Regions from separate parts of the Homo sapiens genome. Here region 1 is linked to region 2. A link is a loop called in an ENCODE intact Hi-C map of the cell type or tissue named here. Cell type or tissue: adrenal gland. All regions are shown on one strand.

Region 1 (8,000 bases), 380 kb before region 2:
TCCTTATTTTTTACCTCCCGCACCCAACTACTGTACATCCTGCTTCCTAAATCTGGCAGGGTCCTAATCCTGGAAGCAAAAATTCTCATTGTAACTGTGATAAAAGTCTACATCTTAGTCCTAAAGCCCAATTTTGCCCTCCTCCATTTAGATCTTCTTTAGGGGTAATGTTTTTGATGCATTTCATACACGTGGCTTTCCATTTCTTTCAGGATAAAATGACACATCTGTAATGATGTGTATAAAACCCAGCCGGTGGGACCCCACTTTCTTTCCCAGACACGCTCTACTTCTATTATAACACATTTTTCTGTGCTACTTCAAAGACATAATGGCTTTCTTTCTGCAATATTTTTCTCCCCATCTAATTCTGCTAATCAGCTAGCCAACTCCCACTCCTGCTCAGAGACACCTGGGGATGGTTGTGCGAAGCGAGCCCTGCAACTGCAGGGGTGAGCCACATATTGACATCATGGTCTAAGTGCACGGTACCTCCCAGATTTGAGAACTAAGCACCAGCACTGCAGTACTGACAACTCTGCTCCGCCCTTCAGTTTTCTGCTTAAGCAGCAGTGCCTCAGGGAAGCCTTCTGCACACTCCCTTTCCCCAGTCCCGTGTACACACATTTACACACACTTGGTTAGATCTTGCGTTTTATATTTCCACAGCATCCTGGGCTTCTCCTTTACAGCATTGAACATTTGTAATTATTTGTTTAATGTCTTTCTTCTCCATTATACTGAAAGCCCCATAAAGTAAGAATCCCAGCTGTCTTGTTTGCTGTATTCCCAGAGCTTTCCACAGTGTCTAGAACTAGTAGGTGTTCAATAAATAATTCGTTACAGTTCATACCCTATGTGTAAACTCCTAATTTAAAAATATAATGTCATGGAGCCTTAATCACCCTGCCTTCCAGAGGGTAGAAAGAACATGAGATGAACAAAACCAACAGAAACAGACTCTGGGATACTTATGCATAAGTCCCCTGATATGTGGATAGTTGTCATAGCACCAAAGCTAAGCCAAGAATTGAGGAAGACAGAGATTTTATCTGGCAACTTTGTCGTTGGGGTTCACTCCTGCACTCAACTTTTATGTATTTATTTTTTTCACTGCTCAGATGATCATCGTGAGTTTCTGTCTGTTTTCCCCCTTCCTTGCTCTATAATTTGAACCACTTTTATTCTGTGGGTCAGTTAAAGTTAAAGTCACTCTGGTTCTGATTGCTATCTAATCCACAGGGCAGAAAATAACCACATGACATTTACACATGTAATTGAAGGAGAAATTGATGGTTATTTGGAATGTAATAAAAATTGATGCTAATAGTCATTCATTATGGATAAAAAGGCATGATACACTCTCAAAGTCACTAAGAATGGTATCAGAGTAAGACAAACAATTAGGGCTGACATTAAAAAAAAGGAAGTAGCAGAAACCAACTTCTAATTTGTGAAACACAGAACTGGTGCAGGTGTCAGCTTCCAAAGGCCTTATGAGGAGAATCATAACTAGAACTTCTTAGATCAGTTCATGTTTTCAGAAACACATGACCCACGTACATACATGCACATGCACGCACACACATACAACACATTTACTCCTCCAACGAATACGACAGTTAAAGAGGCAATATCTTTGTTGTTGAATCAACATCCATTAAAGATTAGTTTTATTTTTATGGCTATGCCTGTTTGGAGGATTACATGTCTACAGAATTTGAAAAGGAAGATGCATATTTTCCATATTATGCACTGAGGGTCCCCTTAAAACTCATTAAGAGTTGCTTGAATTCACAAATTCTACGACTGTTAGCAATGGGGGGAAAAATGCTTTGTATGTTCTGCCAGCAGGATCTACCTTAGGACCAGCTTGATTTGTTAGGGTGAATATTAGTTACCTGTAACTCATGCATTGCAACTCATCTACACCTGTAACTCTTGTTTCTCTTCTTAAGACATATCAGTGAGAACTCAACTTTGCTGCTTTGCTTTATGTAGGAAAGGCTGGCCACCTCCACGCGCTGATGGCTACTAATGAGAGATCACTTCCTAAGATCATTACTTGAAATAAGTTCCCTTGTAAAAATTAATCTATTGGTGCCACATAATGCAAAATTTCAATTATTCATTCATCTTATTTATTACCCTGTATGTAGGGCTTTTAAGCATCTCACTGTCCTGACTTCAGAATGCATGTTTTTTTATGATCACTGAGAAAGAAATAATAGTTTAATATGTCTCTTCTCTGACACTTAAAATGTTACTTTTTAAAAAGTGCTCTTTCATTTGGAGCATAAATTAAAATGTAATTGTACACAGTTATTATTCCAGTTCACCAGAATAATAAAGAGAGTTAAGAGAAGAGCCAAACTTTATGATTTCCAAACGCTCCTGTATGTGTCCTATTCTTACTTAGTTTCTCTTTGTTTCATGACACACTTGGAATGACTTTGGTCTTTTCTTAAGGCCACATAGGAAGTTTGTATTTTAGAGCAAGGGATCTCTGCTTATGGACAACCTCATCAAAGAGTTCAGTCCAATTCTGCTTAATTCAACAAATATTTTCCAAGTACCTAGTGTGTACATAGCACCGTGCCTATTGAACTCTGGCTGAAAGTAGCCATCTCGCGAATGTTTGCCCCTGGCCACAAGGGAGGCTAAAGTGGCCAATGAGTGGCTGAGTGTAAATGCAATACTTGTGGCCTCATGTTATCTGGTCAGTAAGTGGTATCTTTATTTCCAAGTGCAGCTCATTAACAGCACCTATTTATCTGGTGTCATTAGGAATAATTTATATTATAATGGGGTGAATAACAACCCCCCACCCCACGTGATTGTAGTTATCTTAGGCTGTCAGTTGTAAGTTCTCATGTCTCCTGAAAGGATTTATGCCTGTAGTATTTACATTACCCACATCTATTTCCCTTGAGTTTTCTGTTTGAAGTTAATCCTTCTTACTGAAGAGAATGGAAGCAAAACATGAATTGAGCAGCTCTTCCTTCTCTGTTTTCTGTTAACACTACACTGTCATCGCCCAAGAGCAGTTCTCTCATTTCCTTCTGGATTCTAGATCTAAACAGATGGGAAGGCAGACCCTTTTTCCTTGTCTGTACCATTTCTCATTCATTTTTGCTCATGCCTTTGGACATGTAGGAGAGGTACTGCTGGGGAGGAATAAGGGGAGCAGAAGCTCCACTGCACTAACAGCTGGAAGATCTGGCTTCTAATCCCCACACTGCCTTTCCCAGCAGTAGAGCATTGGGCAAGATGTTTTAACCCTTTTGAGCCTCAGTTTTTTCACCTGTGAAATGGGTTCAATAATCTCCACTGTGCCTTCCTCACAGATAGGAAAATATAAATAAAAGCTCTTTAAACATTTTAAAGTATACTAATCTTATTTATGCTACTCATATACTGTTAAATATAGACATATATTTATATCAACTATATATATGCCTGCAGATATGTGTGTGTATATACACGTGTGTGTGTGTGTATGTGTGTGTGTGTTTGGTTATCAGCCCTTCATTCCACATTTCTGCCTTTTTCTTCCTTATGAGCAGCCTCTCAGGGAAGGAACCTGAGCAGCGTGTATGCACACTTGCACTAGGGGGCAGCATTGCACAGTGGTGGAGAGTGCAGGCTTTGCAGCCAGGCTTTCTGGGATGGAATTCCACCTCCTCGGTGAAATACTTGGGAAAGTGACTTAACCTCCCTCAGCCTCACTTTCCTTATTTGTAAAATGAGGTGAATAATTCAACCTACCTCGTAGGATTGTTATGAGGATTAAATGATTTAATGCCCATAAAGCACTTCAAATTGTGACACTAGTAAGAAGGCAACAAGTCTTAGCTATTCTTAGTGTTGTTACAGAGCAAAAAGTCAATAATTTAGCTCTTCCTGTGCTTTGCGAGTCTCATTTACAAGAGAAGGTCGTAATTCTTATCTCTAAATCTCTTCAATTTTGTTCACTCGAAGACTATAGTGTCACAGCACTGTGCTAGAGGGTCTGTTTTGTAGTTATCAAGATAGAACTTATAATACTTAATTTTCTTTCTTTAGGATCAAAATAATAATTTTATGCTACTACTTGATCTGAAAGTCATTGATTATAAAGAGTCCTGTGTAGAAACTAGATAGCTTTATTTTTAAATGCCATATTGGGTGGGGTATATACCAAAAAGTAAACGTCCAATATACAAATATGTATATTAAGTATCTATTTTATAAAAATAGAAAATTTTAAATCACAGAATGTTTTCATTTGACAAAATAATTTCATTTCTGTTTTTTTTCCTAAAGGTAATCAGAGATGTATGTAAGGATTTACGCCTTACACAGAGAATTTTATCCTCCTTTAACCCCCCCTTTTAAAAAATTGTTTTAAAAAAGTAAACAATTTTTAGTACACTGTGGTACATCCATACAATGGAGTATTGTTCAGCCATTAATATATTTTTAAAGAACATTTAACAACTCAGAAGTATAAGTTTAAATGAAAGAAGAGGTAATTTACAAACTGCTTTATAGAGTAAAATGTCAAATGTGTGTACATATATTACATTAAACGAAAAAAAAGACTACAAGCAAATGTAACACAATGTAAAATACAATTTTCTTGGTGGGAGAATTATGAATGTTTCTATTATTATTTTATTCTGAAGATGAATACACACTTTCATATATACATATGTATTTATACTTGTGTTTTTCAAATTTTCATTCTATTATCCTTTTATATTAAAAAAAAAAAAAAACAAAACCTGGCTGGGCATGGTGGCTTGAGGTCAGGAGTTCGAGACCAGCCTGGCCATGGCCAAACCCCGTTTCTACTAAAAATACAAAAATTAGCCAGGCGTGGTGGCTTGTGCCTGTAATCCCTGCTGCTTGGGAGGCTGAGGCAGGAGAATCACTTGAACCTGGCAGGCAGAGGTTGCAGAGAGCCGAGATCAAGCCACTGCACTCCAGCCTGGGTGACAAAGCGAGACTCTGTCTCAAAACAAAACAAAACAAAACAAAAACAAATAAAAACACCCAAAAACCTGATACTAAATATCTCAACTTTTTAGCTCATTATGTCTTCAGATAGGTAAAACAAAATGCTTTACTGGGAATCCATTTACAAAAAGTCATTAAAAATAGTCTAATTAAAAGTTAAAAACTTTCAAAATCATTCATCTGTGAAATCACATTTAATGTTTTCCAGACATACAAAAGACATTCATGAAAACAGTTTGTAGATTGGAACTGTTTTGCAATTGTGGACCTAGCAGCTGGTCTCTGTGCAAACACAACAGCACTGACTGGTCGCACAGGGGGCCAGAGGAGTGAGCTTCAGCAGGGTGGCTGCAAGGACCCAGGGCTAAGTCACTGAGCAAGGAGGACCAAGTTGGGAAGGGCCGTAGGATCAAGACAGAGACAGCACTTGGCCATGAACTTTATCTCCTAACTGAACTATAAGGACACTAAAATGTTTTTACTACTACTCGAAAGAGAGGTCACAGACAAATTGAGTCAGAGACTGATAGAGAGAGAGAAGCTCGGAGAAAAAGGGAGACAGACACATTCTGGAGAGAAATTTAGAGGAAGACAGAAGAAATTAACTGCTATTAATCTATACACAGCTCTCTCTCTAATAGTCTCAATTCCTCTTAACCAATCCTATAGTTATAAAGTCCCAATTACAAATGACAAGAATCACCACCACCATCACCACCATCACTACCACCACTACTACCACAAAAAAATCTCAAAACATTGTTAAGAGTAAGTGCCCTCGAAGAGTGCAAAGGACCAGAGCATGCACCTACTATGGCACCCCAGATGGATAGATAAGATGAACCCCTTAATCAATGACAATTGAGCAAAACCTACTCCTACTCCTGTTTGGCTGAGCTTTACATTTCAATCACGTTATAAAACTTCCAATCTCTCCTGGCTACAACTTAAGCAGATACAGTGAAGTGAAATTTATACTCGAAGGAAAAAGGCCACACTGCTTTGCTTGTCAAATATGGGTTTGACAGGGTCAAAATACAAAGCTGGTAGATTTTACATTTTGTAGATTTTGAGGTCTTCATTCCTCACTCGCTACTTTGCTGGTTTTTTTTTTTTAATTTGGATTCTTTTGTTAAAAATTATAAAGCAAAAGTGATTAAATTCCATAGAACTCGTCTTCTTAGAAGGTTGAAAGAATGATTTCCTTCAACCAGAGAAATGGGCCAATCGTTTAAATTCACGATTATGCCAGAGGAAAATAACAGTGAAACATTCCATACTCCAATGTCTGTTTCCTTGAAATTGTTAGAGTCATACTGCTAGTGAATATTTTGGTTTACAACTGTCTGGGAAAGCTGAATGAGAGATTCTAGAAAACGTGCTTCTCTCAAACCTTCTGTATTTACATTATTTGGTTAAGATCTATTGTGCTTTGCTTTCCTCCACTGGAAAAAAATCAGCCCAGGCAAGGGCTGACATTTCCTTAGCAGGCTGGAGCACCACACCACTTAATTACCCACAGGGAGATGTGAGAAGTAGCGCGTGCAAAGTTTAGTTCTGCCTGAGGGCACTCACCCAGCTGCCCTCATTAGTATGTGGTAAGAAAACCTGCCACCCCACAGCTCTTGACTGCTACATTTGAGAAAAGGAGATTTGTATTCAATAAGCTGGTCAACCCCAATTTTGTTCTAAAATGTCTATACAATAGAAACATTCTAGTTATACAAAAACAAAAAAACACAGGGGGAAAAGGTAACAGGCAAAGGGTTATTACAGAGGAGCAAACCATCAGGATTTCTTGACATAAATATTCCATAACATTAGGAAGAATGATACACAATTGAGGTCTACCGAGTGAACCCTGGCAATTAATCTCTACTCAGTTAGCAGCTCCTCAGCCCCTTCAAAAGTCAGGGGGAGATATGATTTGAAAGCTTCACTTTTTGCCCTCTGTTCTTCTGCATTCCTTTTTTTTTTTTTTTTTTTTTGAAACAGGGTCTTGCTCTACCGCCCAGGCTGGAGTGTAGTGGCGTGATCTCGGCTCACTGCAACCTCCACTTCCTGGGTTCAAATGATTCTCCAGCATAGCTGGACCACAGGTGTCTGCTACCACACCTGGCTAATTTTTGTGTTTTTGGTAGAGACGGGGTTTCACCATGTTGGCTGAGCTGATCTGGAACTCTTGGCCTCAAGTGATCCACCTGCCTCGGCCTCCCAAGGTGCCGGAATTACAGGTGTGAGCCACCTACCGTGGCTGGCCCCTCTTCTGCATTCTTAATTAGCACTGACCTGTCAAACTTTCGATATTCTGTTTTTAAAAAACTGCTTAAAAATCTGCATTAAACAATAGGTTCATGTTTGAACCATAAATGTCGTATAATCAAGCAATTTCTTCTAATCATCTGGTGTTAGGGAAATACATTTTTAGCTCCCAGTGAGAGTCATGTGCATACTTAAAGCTTGGCAAACCACAATGAAAACTTCTAAGCCTTCAAGACTTGCCAGGGATTGAGGGTGCGTGGTCCGAGGAGAGGGACTGGCTGAAAGGAACCGCGCAAAATTCTGACCTATAGGCTTTCCTCTTTTCCTCCCCCTCACTTCCCATCTACTCTTTACCCCCTACCTGGTAAACCAACCTCCAAGCACAGAAAACAAAACAGAACGGATTAATGGCCCCTGTTCTGTTTCATTATTTATGCCCTTCTCATGTACCACACTAACCAAGGGATGCTCTTTGATGATTATATCTCCAAAGAACATTACTGTGATCATGGTATGTGCTGGGGAACCATAGATAATTAATCAGTCAAACTGAGAGATACAGATAAGAATAACTTCTGGATTTTGTAAAAGTAAATTTAATGCATAAAACCTGCTAGGAACTGATTAATCAAATAGCCTCTTTACTCATAGTTAAATCAGGGCATATACCACAGCTGGCTGCAGACCCATGCCTGCATCCCAAAGACACGGAGTTCGCTTTTGCTTCATTTAAGCCT
Region 2 (8,000 bases):
GGAAGGCATTTGCAACTAAAGGTGAGTGGAGTTTTGGTGATGTCATTAACTGATGCAGCAAAGAGGGCCCAATCAACAATGAATTTGGGGTGAGAACACTGTAGCCCGGCCCGTGCTGCTAAGGAGGTTTGTGCCATTTATTCATTCTCTCTTCTCTCTGACAGTCGCTCTTGACTTCAGTTTAATCACACACACAAAAATGAAGAATTAGAATCTGAGACCCATTTAGCTGCAGTAATCTATGATTTCAGCTCTAACAACAAAATTTTAGTCTTAGCCTACCAAGTTTGAAGTGTCATTAATAAATGGTATATAAACACCATCGAATATTGCATAGCCATGAAAAAGAAGGAAATCATGTCCTTTGCAGCAACATGGATACAGCTGGAAACCATTAGCCTGAACAAACTAATGCAGGAACAGAAAACCAAACAGCACAGGTTCTCACTTACAAGTGGGAGCTAAGCACTGGGTACTCCTACACACAAAAATGGGAACAATAGATCCTGGGGACTGCTTGAGAGGGGAGGAAGGAGAGGGTTGGAAGGCTACCCATTGGGCACTATGCTCACTACCTTAGTGACGAGGTCATTTTGTACACCAAGCCTCAGCGGCATGCAATGCGCCCATGTGATATGGTTTGTCTTTGTCTCCATCCAAATCTCATCTGAAATTGTAATCCTCAAGTGCCAAGGGTGGAACCTGGTGGGAGGTGATTGGATCATAGTGGCAGTTTCCCCCATGCTGTTCTCATGATAGTGAGTTCTCATGAGATGTGATGGTTTCACAAGGGGATCTTCCCCTTTCATGCTCTCCCTCTCTCCTGCAACCTTGTGAAGAAGGTGCTTGCTCCTTCTTCACCTTCCACGTGATTGTAAATTTCCTGAGGCTTCTTCCCCAGCCATGCAAAACTGTGAGTCAAACCTCTTTCCTTTATAAATTACCCAGTCTCAGGTAGTTCTTTACAGCAACGTGAGAACAGACTAATACACCATGTAACAAACCTGCATGTGTATCCATTGAACTTAAATAAAAGTAGAAAAAAAATTAAAAAATAAAGTTTTTCTCTCTTTGCACTTAAAAAAAAAAAAAGAAATCAGTATATGCAAATATTCAAAGGACTTATAGAAAAGGGCCTAAGGAGAAACGTCTAAAGGTGGCCAAATCTTAAAGATTTGAGGATCAAGTAGCTGGAGTATAGAAGGATCTAATTTAGGTCCCGGCTGTAGAGGAGAAGCCTGCCACAGTGTCAGCTTTCCGGAGCTGGAAAGGGGTTTATCCCTGGCAACTAGAAACAGCCTGAGCCTCCAGCGGCACTGGGCCACGCTTCCCTTCCAAGGTTCGCAGTCCCTGCCAGTGTACACAGAGTTGCATGGCTTTACCTTGAGAAGCAGAGCCTTAGTTCCTTTAAGTATGCTGCTATGAAAGCCTAAGCCCATACATATTTTGAGAGAGAATTAGGCCGAAGTGCTTAAAAAGGAAGCTTTCTCATCAGATTTGCAGATCCAGTGGTCTCCTGTCTTACTCATTTTTCAATCTGTTTGAATCCATGCCAGATCTTTCTGCTAACTCTAGCAGGGGACATACCCTTGGGGACATGATGCCTGGAACATAGTAGGTGACCAACAAATATTTGTAGTCTCCTGGTCAGATTGCTCAGAGGAGAAGAATACTGAGATTAGAGAAACTTGCTACTTGATCACCTCCTTTTTGCAGGAGGCTGGAAATAAACAAATAAAAAAGGCAACTAGATAGAGGCAAGTCCGTACTTCTACATGTAATGCTTTCTAGAATACATACATGAAAGACAAACAATAGATCAACAGATTCACAGACTAGAAAGGGAGTTCTTTTTCAGTAAAGTTAACCACACTCACACGCACACACACAGGTACATGCACACGATTTACTTCTCAATTCGATCTCTCCTTTAAATCTAATTCCAATATTGAAACACACACACACACACACACACACACACAGAGGCACACACACACACGTAGATTTATTTCCCAATCTAATCTCGCCTTTAAATCTAATTCCAATATTGAAACACACACACACACTACACACACACATTTATTTCCTAATTTGATCTCACTTTTAGATCTAATTCCAATATTGATCTAGTATCTTGTATATTCTCTCCAATGTAGTTTTTCCCAACCTGTAATTCACATTGAGCCCTCATTAGTCCAATGAGAGGCTGACTCAGAGTTTCCTGCTAGAAACACACCTAAACATTTCTGTTGATTGTGTTGTGCTTATAAAAACAGACATTCCTATTGCTAGTCTCTACTCTTTCATATTTCAGCTTTCCACTCCTACTTCTTATATAAGGACAAAAATCTAACTCAATCTTCAAGTAATTTTACAAACAGGAACTGCTGTATAGCTAAGTATGGGTGTGTTGATGAAACGGAACTAGTGTCTGGCAAGAGCAAGCAAGTGATATTTTGAATGATTGTTAATCATTTCAGGAACCGAATCCCAAATATGCACAAGAAATGCAGCTTAGAGGGGTAAGGTCTAATGGGCAAAAGTGCTTGAGAGGTAAAGTGTGAAAGTTTGGGCTGTCTTGTCAAATATGTGTGGCCTTTATAAATCTTATTGTTGAGCAGTTATAAGATTGGAGCAGGTTACTAACATTTGTTGCACACTTAACTGTGCAGCAAGCATTGTACATATTGACTATACGTGTGTGTGTATATATATGGGATATCATTTATTCTTTTCACTGATCTTATGTTGATGTATTATGATTTTCATTTTTCAAATGAGAAAACTGAGGTTCAAAGACATTAGTAACTTGCTCGAGGGCACAGAATCAACCCATGTAAATGTAGGGGTCCAGTCCTCGTTCAGGGGCACTGGCCACTGCAGGGCATTCTGGGTGATCTATAGCATCACCTGAAAGCAATGCAAGCTTGCTCCAGGAGTTCTGGTCTTCAGGCACTTTGATCCTTGGGATCATGTCACGCTACAGTGATTTCCTGGCAGGGAAGAACAATTAGGTTCCTGTGAAATATCCTGGCATCTGTCCATCCTCCATGAATGCAGCCTGACATAACCCCCCCACAGTCGTCACAGAAGACACACTGGGTTTAAGGCTAATATGTTCTTTTAATAGTTAATTCTGGAAGCCTACCAAGAGCTGCCATCATTTGAATTTGGCATGATTTCATTGATGCTTGTTGCTCATAATTTCATTATTCTCCAGATGTTAATGTATTTTTGTGTGCAGCTAATTTTTCTTTTGCCAATTATCTCTGTCAGAATTGTAAGGCAATTATCTTTCTGGTTATTTATTTGCATGTATATTTTACTAAAAGGTAAGCTCCACGAGGGTAGGGAATGTGTTTTTGTTCAGTGATTACAACTTCATAGCCCCAAAACAGTGCCTGAGGTGGCTGTGTGCCCAATAAATACTTGTCATTTGAATAAATAAGCGAAAAATGTACCCTTAATTTTCCTGTTTTATGGAGGCTATGAAACCAGAATGCTTAAAAAGATTATGAATGGGCTGGGTGTGGCAGCTAATGCCTGTAATCCCAGCAATTTGGGAGGCCAAGGCAGGTGGATCGCTTGAGCTCAGGAGTTCAAGACCAGCCTGGGCAACGAGGTGAAACCCCATCTCTACAAAAAAGTACAAAAATTAGCCGGGCATGGTGGCGGGCACCTGTAGTCCCAGCTACTTGGGAGGCTGAGGTGAGAAGATCCCCTGACCCCAGGAGGCGGAGGCTGCAGTCAGCTGAGATCACACCACTGCACTACAGCCTAGGTGACAGAGAAAGATCCTGTCTTTAAAAAAAAAAAAAAAAAAAAATATATATATATATATATATATATATATGATTAGATGGTTAAAAAAAAAAAGTCAGTGTTCATGCTTCTACCTGTAGATCATCAAGTGCAAATTTTGAATCCAGAGGGATTTAATCCTTGGGTTGTACTTCTCCGCTCTTTCAGGACCATCATGTGTGATCAACTCGAAGAAAGCGAATCACTTAGTTTTTCATTTTAGCAACAATACTAGTACAAAATGACTTATGCTAACATTCTTCCTATATATATTTCAATTAAAAATAGTACGCTGAATAATCCACTTTTTATTATCTACATCACCTCTCCAGTCTGTATGCTTCATTAACTGACAATTTGTTATCTCTGTTTTTAATCACTCTGTAAGAGATGGAATTAATTTTTCCTATGTCTTCTTTCATTTTCTCGGCTAAACACATCCACTTTTAATGATTTCAAAATATGGTCCCTGTTAGTCATTTTTCTGCCTTAAAAGCTGGAATCTTAGGTGGACATTTTGGAGGCCTAGGAGGCATTTTTGTTCTTCTTGTTCAAGCTTTAAACTGTCCTTTTCTTTTCCATATGAGCGACTGTAACCCACATGATATTGGGCATAAAGTGTTTAAGAAGTATTGTCCAGAACTACTCCTGCCTGGGGGACAGTAAATGATATTATACGAAGTGTCATGGTACTGTGCAAATAGGGAATTCATTTTCAATTCAAACTGCAAGCAGGAAGACACTCTTCCCTGCCAAAGGGGGTTTCAAACCCCTCATTAATAGAGTCCACAGCAGACTCGGCCAGCAGGAGAAGAAAAGGCAGCCACCAGCGTGGAGGATGCCGTGCCCAGGCCTGACACCCAGATTAGAGCACTGGACCACAGCACACAGCAGCTGCTGATAAGGTTAACAAGCAAATCTTTAGCGTTCGCAGCCTCTCCTCTAAATAAACCCATATGCAGAGATTTCAGTGTCCTGAATCAAGAAGTGGTCAGTTCAGTGCAGATCTCAGATTGAAACAAGGCTCCAGAGAAGTTCTCCAGTGAATGCTTCCTAAGGAGGGAGGGGGGCTGATAACATAACCCTGGGATGTCCTTTTACTTCTGTGGGTATGGATTCCTCGGATAAATGCTATGGACTCACTTATTATTAACAACAACAACAAAACAAAAACAAAAACAAGAAAAACTTTATTTGGGGAATAAAGTTTATGAGTTAAAAAATCTCTGTAAGCATTCTGTACAAATTCCTAGATGGCATAGTAGTCCTACTTCATTTATTATATCAAGTTTATTTTTCCCAGAATCTTCAAAACTACATGGGCGGAAGTTTTTCTGAGTATCCTCTTCCAGATCAGTACATTCCAAGCTTTAATGTGCCCCCGAATCACCTGGGGGCATTGTGAAAATACGGCTTCTGATTCAGAGGATCTGGGTGGGTCTTAGATTCTGAATTTTTAACCCGCTCCTAGGCGACGCAGAATCTTCTAGTCCATGGACCAACGTTGAGTCGCAAGGCTTTAGGTTACAAAATCTCGTACACAACTACAAAAAGTAGTGATGCTGATCATAACTTCACAGAAACCCTTACTATACCCGGGAACCACTCCTCCCAAGTCAGGTAAGGGCACTCAACATTAGTTGGCATTTTTTTGTGGGGGGTGAGGAGAGCGGGAATTCCCTCTCCCATACTCTGAGGCTAACTAGTAAGGTAATAACACCTTCACAGGGTTTTTGTTCAGACTGACTGGCTGTGTGTTTTTGCCCTTTTAAAATAAATGTTGATATCTTTGGTCTGGAGGAAACAAAGGAAGTCACGTGACTTGGAATTCCTGGTGGTGTCTTGAAGATGGCTGTTCTGTTTCTCAAGCGAGGAGGAGGAGAATAACATATGGATATATTGCGGGCCGCCCGTGCCATCTTCTGAATTGCCAGACCACGTTGTAAGGTGCAGCAGATGGCCGGAGCAGCGGGACGTGCCAAATGCTGCACTCCAGAGCCCTTCCGCAAGGTGCTTGCTCTGGGAGCAGTAGCAGAGCTCAAGAATATGCTTACGGCCCTTCACAAAGACAAATTATCTGGTAGCTCTTCAGATGGTGCTAGCAAAATCATCTCATTGGGTGGATGATTTACCTCCGCTATGCACTGGCAATTCAACACTGTATTAGGAAAGGGAAAAAATAACTTATTAAAGGTTTTCAAAATATAAACTTTTCTTTCGCAGAACTTGGGCAAAAAGTGCTGATCTCTGATGAGTTCATTCCTTGCAACAACAGAGGAAATGAGCTCAATTTCCTGTCGTGGATGAAGCCCTCACCTCCTCTCCTGCCTCCTCTCCCTCTGACGTCCTCTAGGCCCTTCTGCTTTGGACAGCATGGTAGTGCCCTTCCATCTTGACCTGCCTTTCTGGCCACCATGTTTTTCCTCTGAGGTTTTGTGCCTTCCCACAATGCTCTGCCCTACCTGGTTGTTTAAATTTGACTCATTCTTGAAGACACACTCATATTCTAGCTCCGCCTAATGGTCTTTCCAACCTAAAGTAATACTGCCTTCCTCCACACTTGTCAGATCCCATCATTTGACAGGCAAGAGTGTCTCTTTGTGACAGTTCTTAATTTTATTGTCCTTCTGTAACTTCTCAAATGGATATGAGTTCTCTCTTCATTTAGCTGATAAGCTTCTTTAAAGCGACAAATATTCTTAGAATTTTCAAAAGCATGGCAGTCGATAAATACCTTCTTACTTAGGTTTTGAAGTGAAACACAAGGCAGGTATAGACCGTGGCCTTCCTCTCAAGGCCCAGGGCCCCTGAGCCCTGTGTTCAGAACTTCAGTGCTCATGAACACAACACCAAAGACAGGAGCAGGGATGCCAAGACTGAGGCCCCATTTCTCTTTCCTCCCAGCAATGGGTTGAGGACAACCCTTTCTCCTTCTATAGTAGCTGTCCTGCCGGTTTGCTTCTTGGGCTCCATGGATTGGAGTAGGTGGAGTGGGGGTAGCCATGCTTATGCCTGAGGGTAGCTGATGCTGTTATTTCCCGTGTCTTATTCTCCCATCATTACTCAGGAGACTTCTTATCCTAGGAACTCCAGGACCTGAGTCTGGATTTGTGTAGCACACACTGGATTCAAAAATATATTGTTAGTTGTCATAATAATGTTACAGAAAGCCATTATTTTGTTTTGAATCAAATTTGAAATCCTTCCTTGGAAGGAGCCCCCACTCAGTTCAAGCCAATTGGCTTAATATCTCCATCACCTAGTCATTCCACACAAGCCTTTTCCAAACTGTGCCATATTCTTGGAATGCTCTCTCTTTCTGTCTGCCAAGCTATCTCTCTTCTAGCATCCAAATAGCTCATGAAATCCCAGCTCCTGTACACAGTCTTCCAGAACTATTTGGAAAAGGTCTAATAGCTTCCCTCTGCACCATCGGGTGTGAGCATTAGCCACTTAAGGCTCTCTCACTCCTCACTGCTCTGCTAATGCACTTGTTCTTGAAATGGACAGCAAGTTACATTAACCAATGTTTTGCATTGCTCAATTGTCTGCATTTTTTGCCCTTATATAGATTGTCTTTATATTCAGATTTGTTTAGGCTCATGGTCTACTTTTGACAGATTCTACGGAAATAAGACTATAACTAAATCTCTTCTTACAGTGCTGAGTGCTGAGTGTAATATCATGTAGACACAGATACTTAATGCATAAGGAGATTTCTCAGATTTGACTTTTTAATGTACAAAGAATATGGAACATATTTAATATTTCACAAGTCCACCAGGACCTGCCAGAGACCTCTGTTAGCCTTGGGCAAGGATGGCAATTTCCATGGGGGTTCATTTCTCAGTTGGCTGCGCAGTAGCTGCCATTGGTAGTAATTGTAGGCAGTGCAAAGGGGAATTAATAGGATGTCTTCAGCGCTGAGGGACAAGATCAGGAAAGGTCATTCTCTGAGAGGGAAATCTAGTAGGAGCATAGCATGGCTTAGAGTAGTAAGCTACGAGAGCTTCCCTTCCGTTAGAGAAGGCTGAAGAAAGCAGTGCTAGGAACAACTGGGAAACCACCTTCGACTTGGCAAGTGCCTGGCACAGAGTGGGTGCTCACCGTGGATTTGTCAAATGCAAAAAGGAAGCAGCTATTTCAAGAACAGCAATGTAAGCTACAACCTAATTGTTGCATTCCAGCCTATCTGTCTG

The links. Hi-C counts contacts between places; a loop is a spot of excess contacts. Peaks named below come from ENCODE experiments on the same cell type or tissue, not always from the same donor. Only the 100,000 strongest peaks of a DNase experiment are listed, where the experiment ranks them.
Region 1: a loop joins it to region 2, with 4 times the contacts of the local background. A loop is called at or near these places in 76 of 110 quality-filtered maps.

The regions. Positions count from the first base shown.
Region 1 is chr4:181,524,386-181,532,385 of GRCh38, reverse strand. It overlaps a transcript of TENM3 not described here. Among named protein-coding and RNA genes, the nearest start is that of LINC02500, 260 kb to the right of the region's middle. In adrenal gland, a CTCF peak has its summit at 3,615 (motif pointing right); a DNase peak (open chromatin) is centred at 3,615.
Region 2 is chr4:181,145,375-181,153,374 of GRCh38, reverse strand. The region is part of intron 2 of LINC00290 (long intergenic non-protein coding RNA 290); the gene reads left to right. Among named protein-coding and RNA genes, the nearest start is that of LINC00290, 9.8 kb to the left of the region's middle. RefSeq lists an enhancer at 5,375-6,574. In adrenal gland, no CTCF peak of the experiment used is centred here; a DNase peak (open chromatin) is centred at 4,647.